Linked DNA regions of Homo sapiens: regions 2 and 3 are each linked to region 1. The links are chromatin contacts, found by Hi-C or POLR2A ChIA-PET in ENCODE. All regions are on one chromosome and are shown on one strand. The core of a region is the stretch at or near the end of the contact, and the rest is flanking DNA. Distances in the headings are between cores, read along the strand shown. Region 1 has its middle 94 kb from the start of SLC38A1. Region 2 overlaps SLC38A4-AS1 (SLC38A4 antisense RNA 1). Region 3 overlaps SLC38A4-AS1 (SLC38A4 antisense RNA 1).

The links. Hi-C counts contacts between places; a loop is a spot of excess contacts on that map. ChIA-PET counts read pairs that join two places held with the same protein, here RNA polymerase II (POLR2A). Pooled maps may share reads with other maps.
Region 2: a pooled map shows a loop between it and region 1 (2.3-fold over the local background). The contact joins two enhancer-like sites. A Hi-C loop is called at or near these places in 1 of 168 maps with a recorded cell type or tissue (gastrocnemius medialis), 1 of 37 single-sample maps with no recorded cell type and 2 of 50 pooled maps. POLR2A ChIA-PET finds 5 or more read pairs at or near these places in 2 of 52 experiments (PC-9 and activated B cell).
Region 3: a loop to region 1 is called in a pooled map, with 3 times the contacts of the local background. The contact joins two enhancer-like sites. A Hi-C loop is called at or near these places in 2 of 50 pooled maps. POLR2A ChIA-PET finds 5 or more read pairs at or near these places in 2 of 52 experiments (HEK293 and OCI-LY7).

The regions. Positions count from the first base shown.
Region 1 is chr12:46,172,426-46,177,264 of GRCh38, forward strand. No RefSeq gene overlaps it. Among named protein-coding and RNA genes, the nearest start is that of SLC38A1, 94 kb to the right of the region's middle. Within about 2 kb of position 2,051, at least 2 of the 41 ENCODE cell types and tissues checked have a DNase peak (open chromatin) inside an H3K27ac peak, as active enhancers do.
Region 2 is chr12:46,471,203-46,476,041 of GRCh38, forward strand. The region is part of intron 3 of SLC38A4-AS1 (SLC38A4 antisense RNA 1); the gene reads left to right. The region is part of intron 1 of LOC124902923 (a long non-coding RNA gene); the gene reads right to left. Among named protein-coding and RNA genes, the nearest start is that of SLC38A4-AS1, 90 kb to the left of the region's middle. RefSeq lists an enhancer at 2,621-2,820. Within about 2 kb of position 2,554, at least 34 of the 41 ENCODE cell types and tissues checked have a DNase peak (open chromatin) inside an H3K27ac peak, as active enhancers do.
Region 3 is chr12:46,428,193-46,433,031 of GRCh38, forward strand. All of the region lies in intron 2 of SLC38A4-AS1 (SLC38A4 antisense RNA 1), which reads left to right. LOC124902923 (a long non-coding RNA gene) reads right to left here. Exons shown (of 2, transcript XR_007063284.1): 2 at 2,040-2,244. Among named protein-coding and RNA genes, the nearest start is that of SLC38A4-AS1, 47 kb to the left of the region's middle. RefSeq lists enhancers at 2,154-2,655, 2,194-2,488. Within about 2 kb of position 2,364, at least 11 of the 41 ENCODE cell types and tissues checked have a DNase peak (open chromatin) inside an H3K27ac peak, as active enhancers do.

The DNA of each region.
Region 1 (4,839 bases), core at 801-3,300:
TTGAGCCCAGGAGCTTGAGGCTGCAGTGAGTTATGATTGCTCCACTGCACTCCAGCCTGGGTGACAGAGTGAGACCCTGTCTTAAAAAACAAAAATTCAACGAACAACAAAAAACAAGTGTTCCTTTGTTCCTCTTATACAAATTGAGTAAAAAAAAAAAGACAACCCTACTGAGCCATGATAAAGAACTTGAAGAGACATTTCATAGGAAAGGAAATGAGAATTGCCAGTAAACACATGAAGCAATGATCAGTCATGGTTTAAAATTTTAAAATAAAATGAAAACAAAATTTCATGTTTTTGTCATCACTAAGCAAAACTTTAAAAGTGTCTCAGCATTTAGTACTGGTGAGGGTGCAGGAAAAGGGGCAAATATTTATTACTTGTGTATTTGTGGATTATTACTAATAGTTTTAAAAAGTAATTTGATAATTTCTGTTGAAGTTAAATAAGCAGAGACCTTTTGAATCCCCCAAACAATCTCACTTTTAGGATTTTATGAGATATTTTGGGATATTTAGAGAAACAATGCAGCAATTTACAAGTACCTGTGGTGAGGATATTTGTTGCAGCACTGTGTGTACTGGTTAAAACTATAAAAATCTGTATGTCTCTCAATAGAGGAGAGATTGAAAAAAAAATATATCCCTGGTTTATGCATACCAGGGAATGCTATGCAAGTATTCCTAGAGTGAATTAAATCTATAGGTACTGTTTCAGAGGCATATTCAAAATCTATTAAGTGGGAAAAGAATCAGATAATTTACTTATGCTTAAACGTGATGTGTACCATTCTAAGTTGTTGCTGTTGTTTTAATTAATGTCATTTACTTCTCACAGCAATTTTATGGAAAGCTTCTCTTATTACTTCCATTTTACAAAGGCAAAACCAGGCATCAAATAACATGTCTGAGATTGCTGATCCAATAAATTTGAATCCAACCAGTCTGACTTTAGAATCCGTTTGTGTAACCACCATGCTGAAAGTCATATTCCTGATATTTAGTATCAGTCTAATATTCTAAAGACAAACAAACAAATCCAGCCCTACATCTATGTGTCTCTAGGTAGATATGTATTGCTATGCAAGCACTGGGGAAAAGGGTATTAATTTTTATTGTTTCAGTGGGTGGGATAATAAGAGAGAAGATTATTAGTCATTTCTTAATACATGTCTGTAATATTTGACATCTTGCAAGGAGGAACCTATAATTTTTGAAACCCCTAGGAAGAAATAAATTTTTAAATTAAATTAAACAATTGTAAAGAGAAAGAAAAATAAATCTGGAAACATGATGTTGAATCCTGTGTCTAATTATTCCACTTTAAAGATGAAATGTGACTTAGTGTAAACACTATCATGTATTTATTCACTTAAATATTTATTTGAACACTTACCCAGTTTCAGGTGCTGAGAGACAGCAGTGAACAAAATAAACCCTGCCCTCATAGAGTTTACATTCTAGGTAGGCATAGACCATAAACAAATAACTAAACAAACTAAAGCATTTCAGATGAAGACAAGAGTTGACTAAAAAAATAATAATAATAAAGCAAGAGAAAGCATATAGGGAGTGAAGTGTGAGTGGGATGGGTAGGTAAGTTGTTATTTGTTGTGAAATGCCCTGAGAGTGTCTTAGTGAGAAGGTGACACCTGAGAAGAGACCTGAGGGCAGTGACAATAAATTATACATGAATAAGCGTGAGAAGAGGATGACAGCAAAGGGAACAGTAAGTGCACAGGCCCTGAGGTCAGAGTCTGTTCGTTATGTTCCAGGAACAAGGCCAGTTTGGGTGGTGGTGGCTGGGGTGGGGGGTTTCAGGATGTGGGAGGAAGCGATCACGGGAAGACCATCTGGGGAAGGGCTTCGGCTTTTTCTCTGAGTGATATGGGAAGTCGTGGAGCCTTGGAGGAATTGCGAACAATCACATGATACGACTTACTGACCTACTACTCGAAGAATCGATTATTTAGTCGGTCATTTCAAATGTGAGGGTAGTAAAGTATTTGCCATTCATTTCACACAGCACACACAAACAATGCAGTGAGTGTCCCCTGAGAGCATTATTTGAAAAGGGGATGTGGTCTGCAAGAGTTATCAGGGAAGTCTGAGAGGGGAACTATGGGGTGTTCCTGAGAACAGTTTGGAAATCCCATGCTAGGTCCCAGGTGAACAGACACTGCAGACAGAATATGCTGTTTACGTGGTTTATGTGGTTATGTCATTCAGAGAAAGAACCTTGGGAGATTGGTAGGGGAATTTTATTCCAAAAGGAGCATTATCTATATGTTTGATATTGAACACGGGGAGGAAGGTCCACAAGACTTAGCTAAGGCCTGCCCCAACCCCATACTAAAAAAGAAAAAAAAAAAGGCAAAAAACATAACCAGGATTTTATTTTACTTTTTAAAGAAAGATCAAAACAATAGGGGGAAAATGATTATTTAAAATATAACCTATAGGTACTGTGAGCTGAGGCACACTTAACGTATTAGGTTGGGTTTCCCAGAAGCAAATCCCAATACAGAATGTACGTGAAAGTGATTTATTAGGAAGTGTTCCCAAGAAGAATTCACAGAGGGTCAGGGAGTGAGGCTGGGAAGGGAAGGAGCCACACAAGGAAGGACGCAGTATCCAGCAAAACCCAAAGGGAAACTGGCACCATCCCACGGGGGAGCAGTGCAGACACGCAAACACATCTCCACACCGTCCCCATCAGTGGCAGGGCTGCTGTGCCATTTACACCTGTCAGTCACGGGTTAAGTAAGCGGGGAAATGCTGAATACCCGGCATGTACATCACATAGTGGGCTATACTGAAAATCTCTCAGGGAACAGATCCAGGAATAAGGACATCATTTGACTGTCAAAAGGGTCTTTGAAAACTATGAATGGAAAGTAGATCTAACTTTTTCCTTCATGCTGTTCCAAACCATCTGTATTCCACAGGAAAATAAACCTTTACCTCAAATAAAAACTTTGATGTTTGAAAAGTAAAAGCAAGCGGCTTCCCCAGGCAGAAAGGACTGCTTCTAAACTACTTAGAAGAGCTATCCTTTCAAAAGGTAGGGATGGTATATAACATGTTTTCTGATGCCCGATTTCCAAGTGCTGAGCTGTTCATACAGATCTAATTTGCTTCCAATGTGACTGACTGAAGAAAAAGTCACCAACTGGTGGTGGTCAGGGGCCTGTCCTGCTCTCAGACACATTCTGTTTGGCCTGCCTATTGTTTCCAAAAATTGGAATTGCAATGTTTATCTTCATATAAGACATTTTTTGCTCATCAAGAATATATCAAAAAATTACTCTATGTCCACGGTACCCATATCATGAATAAAATAAAAAGCTGATGATCAAAGATAATAAATACCATGGGGGCAGCAAGTATGACAACATCAAATATCACAACAGAGATGAGAATTTCACATCCTATGAATAGTATTCTTTTTTTCCTTTTTTTTAAGAGGCAGAGTCTCACTGTGTCACCCAGGCTGTAATGCAGTGATGTGAATACAGCTCACTGCAACTTCAACCTCCTGGGCTCAAGCCATCCTCCTGCCTTGGCCTCCCGTGTAGCTGGGACCATAGGTGCATACCACCATGCCAGGCTAATTAAAAAATATATTTTTTTGTAGGGGCAGGATCTCACTTTGTTGCCCAGGCAGGTCTCAAACTCCTGGGCTCAAGCGATCCTCCTGCCGATATTACAAGCATGAGCCACTGCACCTGGCTGATAGTATTCTTAACAAAAATAATAAGACAAAGGCCACACACAGGCAATCTGAAGTAGGATGGTAAAGCTGGTTCAAAGAACATTTTGAGGCCAGGTGTGGTGGTTTGCACCTGCAATTCCAGCACTTTGGGAGGCAGAGGCAGGAGGATTGCTTGTTCTTATATCTTCTTGTAAGTTAGTAAGACCCCATCCTTACAAAAAAAAAAAAATTGACAGGTCTGGTGGTGTGTGCCTGTGGCCCCAGCTACTGAAGAGGCTGAGGTGGAAGGATCACTTGAGCCCGGAAACTCAGGCCTGCAGTTAGCCGTGTTCTAGCCACTGTACTCCAGCGTGGGTGACAGAGTGAGACCCTGTCTCAAAGAAAAAAAAAAAAAATTCAGAGCATTTTGAAGAACTGGATGTTTACAGGCATATAGAAATAATAGAAAAATATAACAAGATTGTTAAGTTAGATACAAACCTTTGAGGTTATTTTTCTACTGGGCAGAAATCATTTGCATCTCTACCAGATAAAAATCTGAACAAACAAAAGTACATTCCTCTAGATAATTAAATAACCCTTGGCTAGGACTGGTAAATAATTTCCCAGTTTCATATTATATCTTCTCTTCATCTTAAGTTTGGAGTAATTTTTTAAAATAATTTTTTTAATTTAACTTTTAAATTCAGGGGTACATGTGCAGGTTTGTTACATAGGTAAAGTTTTGTCACTTGGGTTTGTTGTACAGATTATTTTGTCACCCAGGTATTAAACCATTGGTTATTTTTCCTGATCCTCTATCTCCTCCCACCTTCCACCCTAGAAGATTTTGAAAATATCTCTGACTATACCACTAGAGATTATGATTTAATTGGTCTGAGGTAGGGCCCTAGCATAATTATTTTTTAAAGCTGTCCTAAATTCATAAATTTCATAAAAACTACCCCTATCATTTTGAAACTGGCTATGCGGAAACAAACTAGAGTTGAACAGGGATTTACCAATTAATATTTTCTGATGCATATGGTCAAATACCATCTCTAGTTTCTATCTGTGGTAGGGAGCTGGGCTAACTGCGAGCTTGAATATGGAAAACAGGGCTGGGGCTGGGTTTAGTTAGGG
Region 2 (4,839 bases), core at 1,304-3,803, 300 kb after region 1:
AGTGTATAGGTGTGGATCTGAGGGATTTTGGATTGGTTTCCAAGCTTGTTTATAGATTTGACTTCATAATGGTGATTTGTGTTTATTTCAGTGCTTGAGTCAGGAGGTTTGCCTGACATCCTGAAGACCAAGGTCTTCTCTGTGGAGAACTATCTAGCACATGTGACAGCTCTGAGAGTGTTTTTAAGAACAGGTTGATGTGTATGCTCTGTATTAATTTTTTTTTATAGATTTGAGGGTGTGTAGTCATCCATGCTCTTTTTGATCTTTGGATCTTTTGCTGCATTCTTAGTTAAGTTTGTAATCTACATTAATGGCAACAGAAGGGTAAACTGACTAAGAGGGTTATTACACACTGGTTTGTATTGCCAAGGGAGGCAGCACAATCCATTTTCCTGACGGTTTTGGCACGATCCTTCCTGGCACCTCAGAGATGGGCAATGTGATGTTATATACACTCTTGTGCTTGGTTATTAATCTGGGTGTTTTGGATGAACATAAAGTAAAACATGCAGGGAACCATTAATGTATTGTATGGGGAGGTGAGGTGGTAAATCATATCTCAGCTTCTCATCCATAGTGATTCATTGGGAACATTTTTCCCCATGCTTGGTTCCATGAGCAAATGAATGAAATTTCAGTCTCATGAAGATTTCCACCCATGAGCAAAATTTTATTAATTTTTTGCCTGTTCCAAATTACAAATTAGCTTTATTATTCTTGTTACTATTCAAATAGAACACCATACAATACATTCAGTTTCTCTACTTGATCCAATTTCTTTGAAAATTTAACAAATATAATCAAATAGACTAAGCATAACAATTTTTATCAAATTCCACATGGTATTTATTTGGATTGGTGTGTGTTATTTGGTAGGTCTCTATTTACCTATTTTGGAGGAAACCATTATTTCTTCCTTTTATTTTTATATATGCAATGTCCAATTTCAGAGTCTCATTTGCCTGTGAATTGAGAGAGTTCAGTGGACTCATGGAAGACTTGGGTTCTGGCTTTCGACTGCTTTTTTGCTTCCATGCATCTCTGATATTCTTACTCCTAGTAAAGATATCCTAGTAAAGATAACCTCCCACTAAGAGTCAGCAAACAATCAGCAGAAAAGATTGAGTTTCTCCCTTTCCAAAGCCAGTTAGTCAGTCAACAAACAATTCCTAAGTGCCCACCAAGCATTGAGCTCACCCTGGAGACACTGAGGCAGACAATCGTGATTGTGCAGAATCAGTTGGAACGAGGTTATCTGGATGGTGGTAAGGGAGACAGAATGAGAGGAAACAGAGGATTTGCACATAATTGATATTTTCAGTTAGATGAAAAAAATACATTTGAAGTTTGGGATTCAGCATCCCAAATCTAGAATAAGGGACCAGGAAGGCCCCTGCGTGCTTTATGAAGATCACTGATAGATTGTTACCGTGGGGCCCATGGGAGTATCAGCAGGAGGGCAAGCCACACAAAAATAGAAAAGAGAAAAAATGTCCCCAAAGTATGTATATAATTGCAGTTTTACACTTAAAAAATTTTTTCTATATATGCAAAGAAGGTATGTTTTAAAAAAGATTGATGATTGTTAGAGCCAGAAGTGACTTTAGGAATGCTTGGATTTAGGAATTTTCTAACTTTGGTGTACATCAGAATATCTTGGGAGTTTGTAAAAATAAATACCAATGCACAGATCCTAACCTGATGGCCAAGATCTGCTTTCCTAGGTAACTCTAAAATATACTGAGGTTTGAAAACCACTTATTAGTCCAGTTTTTATTTTACAGAGAAGAAAACTGGCATCCAGAGGGGTTAATATACTCACCCACGGTCATATCAATTCCCTTCCTAGTTTAATCTCTATTGGCTGTGTGCCCAGACAAGAAAAAAATGCATCCACTTTGGGAATTGTCCAGAGATAATTTTTTTTCCTGTCTTATGATAGAAAAGAAAGGAAATGTACAAGCAATTTGGGAAAAAATTACTACATATGTATTTGTGAGTATAGTTGCTAGACATATAGATATATATTGCAATCAGGTAGCATAGATTCAAGTTGCCCTGAATATACACTCCCCTTAGATATCTTTTATGGCTATAAAATTTTATGATAGATGAAACTATTAATAGATATTTTCTATTTTCTCATTTTTGCCTACAATTAAGAAAAAGATATTTATTTTTCGAACTATCCACGCCAGGGATTATACGGTGTTAGGCATAGTTAACTGAATTTCATCATCACCCCTAATATAGGTAAGTATGCCAGGCTTATTGTTTTAGATGAGGAAACAAAGAGAAGTGTCATACTTATCACATTAAAATATTAATAAATTTATTAGAATTATAATGGAAATGGAAAGTTCCTGACACTCTTGTTAGTGCTGGGCCTACAACCTCAGTTTTCATAAAAGATCTAGAGTTCAAGGTACCAAATTTTATCAAAATAAGTTTGGGTTTAAGTTCACCAACTCGCCTGTGGCCTACTCGTCCTTTCTGGCAATGATTAACACTAGTGTTTAATGCACGTTTTAAAGTGTGTTCTTTAAACTCTTTTACCAAACAGAACTTCCTTTTTATGTAATGAGTCAGCTCTCCGGGTATTTGTAGCCCGGGGAATTGCCTCTCCAGTGGTGGAGATACGGAGCCCAGCTGCCAGGGTAAACAGCCACTTCCTAATATAATTGCTCAGAAATGCTGGAGGAGAAAATGTAAGAAAAGAAATTGCTCTGTCTTGTAAACAGTCAACTGTGTTTTACAATAGCGTACCAGCACTCCAAATCATTCATCAACTTGAGTAACATGGCTGGATTTCACTGTTAGGTTTACTTGGTAGTCACATTAATCCTTCTCTTCTACATAATGTGCCAGATTTCTTTGATGACAAACAGTACACCAAGGGTCTAAATATGGTTTTAGGAGCAAGCTTTTAACCAGACTCAAACTTATCTCAGAGGCCATTTTCGCTTTCTCTCTTCTTGAGTGGGGCCAGAGCTCAAGTTTGACTCAGGACCATTTAGGGACTTTTTTCTTTATTTTAATTTTTCTAATGATATCATTACAAATTATTTTTTAAAATAGCAGTTAATTAAGATGGGAACTAAGCCAGAATCACATAATCATGGCCTGCAAAGAAGCTCCTAGGTTCATACATCAGTGATTTGAATTGTTCTGTTCCTCTCCGCAGGAGCAATGGTGCTGTTACCACTGTATGTGTGCTTTCTGTGCACACAAGAATGTTAAGCGTTCATCCAGAATTCATATTTATTTATTTATTTTTTCTTTTTTGAGACGGAGTCTGGCTCTGTCGCCCAGGCTGGAGTGCCATGGCTTGATCTTGGCTCACTGCAACCTCCACCTCCTGGGTTCCAGCGATCCTCTTGCCTCAAACTCCCGAGTAGCTGGGACTATAGGCATGAGGCACCATGCCTAGCTAAGTTTTGTATTTTTAGTAGAGACAAGGCTTCACCATGTTGGCCAGGCTTGTCTTGAACTCCTGACCTCAGGGGATCTGCCCGACTCGGCCTTCCAAAGTGCTGAGATTACAGACGTGAGCCACTGTGCCCAGCCCAGAATTCATATTTAGAGAAAAACTTTCGGAGGTGATTTCAACTGATCATTGATCAGTCTTCCCACAGTTGTATACTGTTAAGTGAGCTTTATGTGTATGTGAGTTGGCGGTATCTTCATTTAATTTGCTGGATATTGATATTTTTAACTTGTTAGCAGCTGTTAAAAAATTCAAAATGTGCACATACAATATGTTGAATACAAATATCCTTCTTTCTTTTATTTTCCAGCCATCTTATTCCTTTCCCAATCACTGTTACTCGTTTCTTATATATACTTATAGGGGTATGTTGCATATTTACAATCATATGCATATATAAGGATATGTGTATATATTTTTTAATACAGGTGATCGCATACTCTATACACTGTTCTGAACCATACTATTTTCCCCTTAACCATGTCTTGGAGATCTTCCCATCTCAATATTTAATAATATTGTCTTAATCTTCCACCATGGGACATTTAGTTATGTTTAATCTTTTGCTATTACAAAGATGCATTTTCATCTGTGGGAATATATTTATGGGATAAATACCCAGAAGTCAATTTCTGGTTCCAACAATATGTGTACTTTAAATTTTAGTGATTATTGTCAAATTGCAAAAGGTTACAATAATTCATATTCCCACCAGCAAAGCAAGAATGTGCCTGTTTCTATAAATACTTGCCAACACAATTTGTTAAATATTTTGATCTGCTTAAATTTACATCTTTTTTATTATGAATAGTATAGTGCCTATTTATAATCTAAGTCATTTGTTTTTTCCTTTTCTGTGGGTATTCCAATCCTTTGCCTTTAATTTTTTTTATTGATTTATAGTAGCTCTTTATTCAGGGAATAAATTAGTCCTTAGTTTGTCATGTAAAGTACAATTTCTTTTGATCTTACCTATGATGTTTTGAGGTATACAGAAACTTTTATTTTTTATGTAGTCAAATGCATTTAATATTTGATATTATAGCTTCTGAATTTTATGGAAAAATTTAGAAAGGCCTTTTCCACTTTTTTGAGGTTATGAAAAAATTCTTCAATCTTTTCCCCTCCTGGTACTCTTATAGCTTTATTTTTCCATTTTAAATCTTGGTGTTACAGGAAAGGGGTCCCGATCCAGACCCCAAGAGAGGGTTCTTGGATCTCACACAAGAAAAAATTCAGGACGATTCCACAGTGCAAAGCAAAAGCAAGTTTATTAAGAAATTAAAGGAATAAAAGAATGGCTACTCCATAGACAGAGCAGCCCTGAGGGTGCTGGTTGTCCATTTTTT
Region 3 (4,839 bases), core at 1,114-3,613, 260 kb after region 1:
TGATTAAGGCAAAGAATTTATGACTAAGTCCTTGAAAGCTAACATGACAAAAACAAAAATGGACAATTAGGTCCTGATTAAACTAAAGAGCTTTTGCACAGCAAAAGAAACTATCAACAGAATAAACAGACAACACACAGAATGGGAGTAAATGTTTGCAAACTATGTGTCTGACAAAGGACTAATATCCACAATCTATAAGTAATTTAAACAAATCAACAAGAAAAAACAAATAGCCCCATTAAAAAGTAGGCAGAGGACTTGAACTGACACTCCTCAAAAGACATACAAGTGGCCAACAAATAAAAAAATGTTCAGCACCACTAATCATAAGAGAGACACAGGCCAGGTGCAGTGGCCCACGCCTGTAATCCCAGCACTTTGGGAGGCCGAGGCAGATCACCTGAGGTCAGGAGTTTGAGACCAGCCTGGCCAACATGGCAAAACCCCATCTCTACTAAAAGTACAAAAATTAACCGAGTGTGGTGTGGTGGTGCATGCCTGTAGTCCAAGCTCCTCGGGAGGCTAAAGCAGGAGAATTGCTTGAACCTGGGAGTTGGAGATTGCAGTGAGCTGAGATCGTGCCATTGCACTCCAGCCTGGGTTACAGATGGAGCGAGACTCTGTCTCAAAAAAAAAAAAGAGACACACACACAAATGTAAACCATAATGAGATACTATCTCACACCAATCAGAGTGGCTATTATCAGAATTTCAGAAAACAACAGATACTGGCAAGAATGAAGATAAAAGAGAATGCTTATACACTGCTGGTGGGAATGCAAATGAATTCACCGCCTGTGGAAAGCAGTTCGAAGATTTCTCAAAGAACTAATAATAGAACTACCATTCAACCCAGCAATCCCATTACTGGGTATATACCCAAAGGAAAATAAATCGTTCCACCAAAAAGACACCTGCACTGCTATGCTTACCATGGCACTATTCACAATAGCAAAGACATGGAATCAACCTAGGTGCCCACCAGCGGTAGACTGGACTAAAAAAATGTGGTGAATATCCACCAGGTTCACAATGCAGCCACAGAGAAGAATGTATTCATGCCCTTTGCAGTAACGTAGATGCATCTGGAGGCCATTATCCTAAGTAAATTAATGCAGAAACAAAACCAAATACCACATGTTCTTACTTTTAAGTGGGAGCTAAACATTGGGTACACTTGGACACAAAGATGGGAAAAATAGACACTGGGGATTCCAAAAGGAGGGAGAGACAGAGGGAGCAAGGGTACTATGTTCACTACTTGGTTTATGGGATCATTAGAAGCTCAAACTTTAGCATCAGGTATTATACCCATGTAATAAACCTGCACATATACCTCTTGAATTTAAAATTAAAAGCAAATAAATAAATGAAAGAATTGGGCATAACCCTCAAAAAAATTCCAGAATGTGGGGCACTACTCTGGTCTCTTCAGGTCAGTGGGATGGGAAAAAGAGCAGGTGATGGGGCACAGGGGGAGCTATATTAAGATAAACTAAACTTGAGAGATGTAAACATGAAAACAATGTGTAATTCCGTATTGGATCCTGTTGGGAGAACAAGTTTGAGGGACAATTGGGATTCTGAATAAGGACTAGATATTAGAATTATTATTATAGGAATCCCTAAATTTTTAGGAGTGATAATGGTATTGTGGCTATGTTAAGAAAACTCCCTAATTTTTAAAAGATGCATGCCAAGAGGTTTACGAGGGAGGCATGCTATTATCTATAATTTACTTTGAAATGGTTCAGTAAACAAATGAAAAATAGAAGGATGAATGGATGGTTTGATGAATAAATGGAATAAATGTGGCAAAATATTAAAAAACTGTTCTCATATGCAATTGCTTATGAATCAGACTTAGTTTAGTAAAAACCAAACAGCAAGATAAAATAAATTGGATACTGAGGTTATTTTTAGATTTGTTATTACTGTCATGAATAATCTTCAATTTCAAATTTATGTTCCTTAAAACTTATTGTTACCATTGATTAATCTTATAATATATGTTACAAAGTTGAACTGATAAAATATTCTAATAAAATATTTATTTTGCTGTCTTTTATGTTGTAGATCCACATAAGGTATTCTTTGAAAACCCAGTTTAGTTCACAAGAAAAATGGAAAACAGATTTAGTCTTCTTGCCTTTTACGTTGCAGACATAGAACTTGTCATTGTAAATGCAGTGTCAGTAGGTCAATGACCCAAAAGTCCCCGTTCTTTGTGCTGAAAAATATCTGCAGAGAGGGAATGTTAGATTTCTGTAAGTGAAATTCTGAACAATACTAATTGTTTGCTTACCTGCAATGTATGGGTTGTTAAGATAAAACAGGGTGGGAACCTGATCTACCCAGGCATATCTTTCATGTGAATGTGAAGGAAATGATTCATTGACAACCCCAAAGACCTTGCTGGGAAAACACAGCTCAGTATTGCATCATCAAGCATTTGAAAACAAAGTGTCAGGAAACAGTTTAGAAATCAGTCTCTATCACTTTCTCTTATTAACTAGTTGTTTGTATTAATAAGAGTAACCACCACTTGTGTTTTGTTTTGTAGTTTATTAAGTGTATTTGTGATAACTTTTGGAAGTAGTAAGGTAGGTCTCATTACTCATTTTTCAGGTGAGGAAAATGAGGCTCCCAGATTTTCAGTGACTTGTTCAGGATTACACAGGCTGAAAGTGGAAGATCCATGTATTACTACATCTGGGTCTACCTAGGAAATGGGAGGGCATCAATTGTGTAATATAATCTCATAGAAACTCGGTTTTCTGAGCTCTAAGGAGGGCATAATGCTTATTTTACAGTATTGTTATAAAAATAACATGAAATTATATAAAGAAGACATCTAGGTCAGTATTTTCATATACATGGAGTTCGGTACATATTTAGTCCTTTTTTTTTTTTTTTTTTTTAGATGGGGCCTTGCTCTGTTGCCCAGGCTGGAGGGCAATGGCACAATCTCAGCTCACTGCAACCTCCACGTCCCAGGTTCAAGTGATTTTCCTGCCTCAGTCTCCTGAGTAGCTGGGATTACAGGCGCCCACCACCACGCCCAGCTAATTTTTGTATTTTTGGTAGAGATGGGGTTTTCCATGTTGGCCAGGCTGGTCTTGAACTCCTGACCTCAGGTAATCCGCCTGCCTTGGCCTCCCAAAGTGCTGGGATTACAGGCGTGAGCCACTGCGCCCGGCCCTTTTTTTTTTTTTTTTTTTTTTTTGAGACAGGGTCTTACTCTGTTGCTGAGGCTGGAGTGCAGTGGTGTGATCTCGGCTCACAACAGCCTTGACCTCCTGAGCGTAAGTGATGCTCCCACTTCAGCCTCCCAAGCAGCTGGCACTACAGGCACATGCCACCACACCCAGCTAAATGAGGCACCTGGCCTCATTTACTTTTTAGTGCCATGTTTATAGTCCTGTAGCTGTAATCTTAATCTGTACCTTAAATTTTCCACTGTCTAATTCCTTATATACCATCTTAGTAAGTTACAGTATTGCTATATTGAATCTTCAGTATAGTACTTTTCCAGGAGACTAACTGACAGCAAGCTTCTCTTGCTATTTTAGTTACTAATTCCTTCCCCCACTTTTGGGCAAAAGGCCAAGAGTATTTTGAGGAGATTAAGATGAACCTACAATTTATTGAATCATACCATTAAATAGAGTCAGAGTGAAGTTATAATACATTTGCAAAGTGACATATCTAAAGGGGCAGTAAGCAGCAGACGTAAGCAAAGTCATAGAAATCCATTTATCTGCCAACACATTTATGTAAGAAATTACACTACTGGTCAGGAATTTCCTGCTGTATGTCATTTTTTTTTTTTCTTATGGAACTTTTCAATAGCTTGTAATGGGCTGTTGTGCCTCCTCTTCAGGCTTGGCTGTTATCAGTGCCACTCAGATATCCCTTCCTATTCAGTGTGGAGTGCTTTGTGACACTTATGAATGGGTGCACCTATTTTTTAACTATTAGAATGTTGATTTATATCACAGAAGACTCATCATTTCTGCTTCCCTACACATAGGCCTGTTGTAAGAATTTACTGGTTTCAAACATGTATTAATTATATGAACTTGCAGGAAAAGAATGCCATAAAATTGAAAGCTACATGTGAGTTTTATAAGAGATAATTTTCTACCAAAATAATATGCAAAGGTAATAATTGGGGAAAATTTCTAGGCAGATGGGGAAAGAAATTCAAGTGTTTCTAATTATGTAGATAATGCTGAGTGAAAGGAAGAGCACTGTAGAAGGAATACTTGATGTGTAGCAGAAAACCAGAGTTTGAGTCTAGGCTCTGCCGTCTGCTAGATGAGCGTGGGCAAGACACCTAGGGCTGCAGTCTCATATACTTCAGCTGTAGAAATGGCCACTGAATCATATTTCTTAACCTCTGTTTTATTTTATTAGGAAAAATGTAACACCCCAGGAAATTTTAGTTTGCAGACGTGGTGTAAAACTTTACTTATGCAGCCTTATTTCAGTACGCTTGCGTATACAATCGAAGTATTTAGCACTTCAATGTTTGCAGAGATAATTGGCAAATAGAAAGTAATATAAAATAAATAAGTAGATTTAATGTTTTCTAATTTTCAATGGAGAAATATGGTTATATATATTTTTAAATTAGATTCAGCAGTAGGAGATTCAATGAATTACTTAGCCTCCTAAACATAAATCAGCTTCATCCTTCTCCTTTTTTTTTTTCAATTTTATATCAACAAACTGCCAGGAATGAGAGAAAAATTAATATTTCCTGAGAATGACTTTTGCATCAGTTGCATGCAACTGTTGTAAATTGTATCCTATCAGATATTTTGATTCACC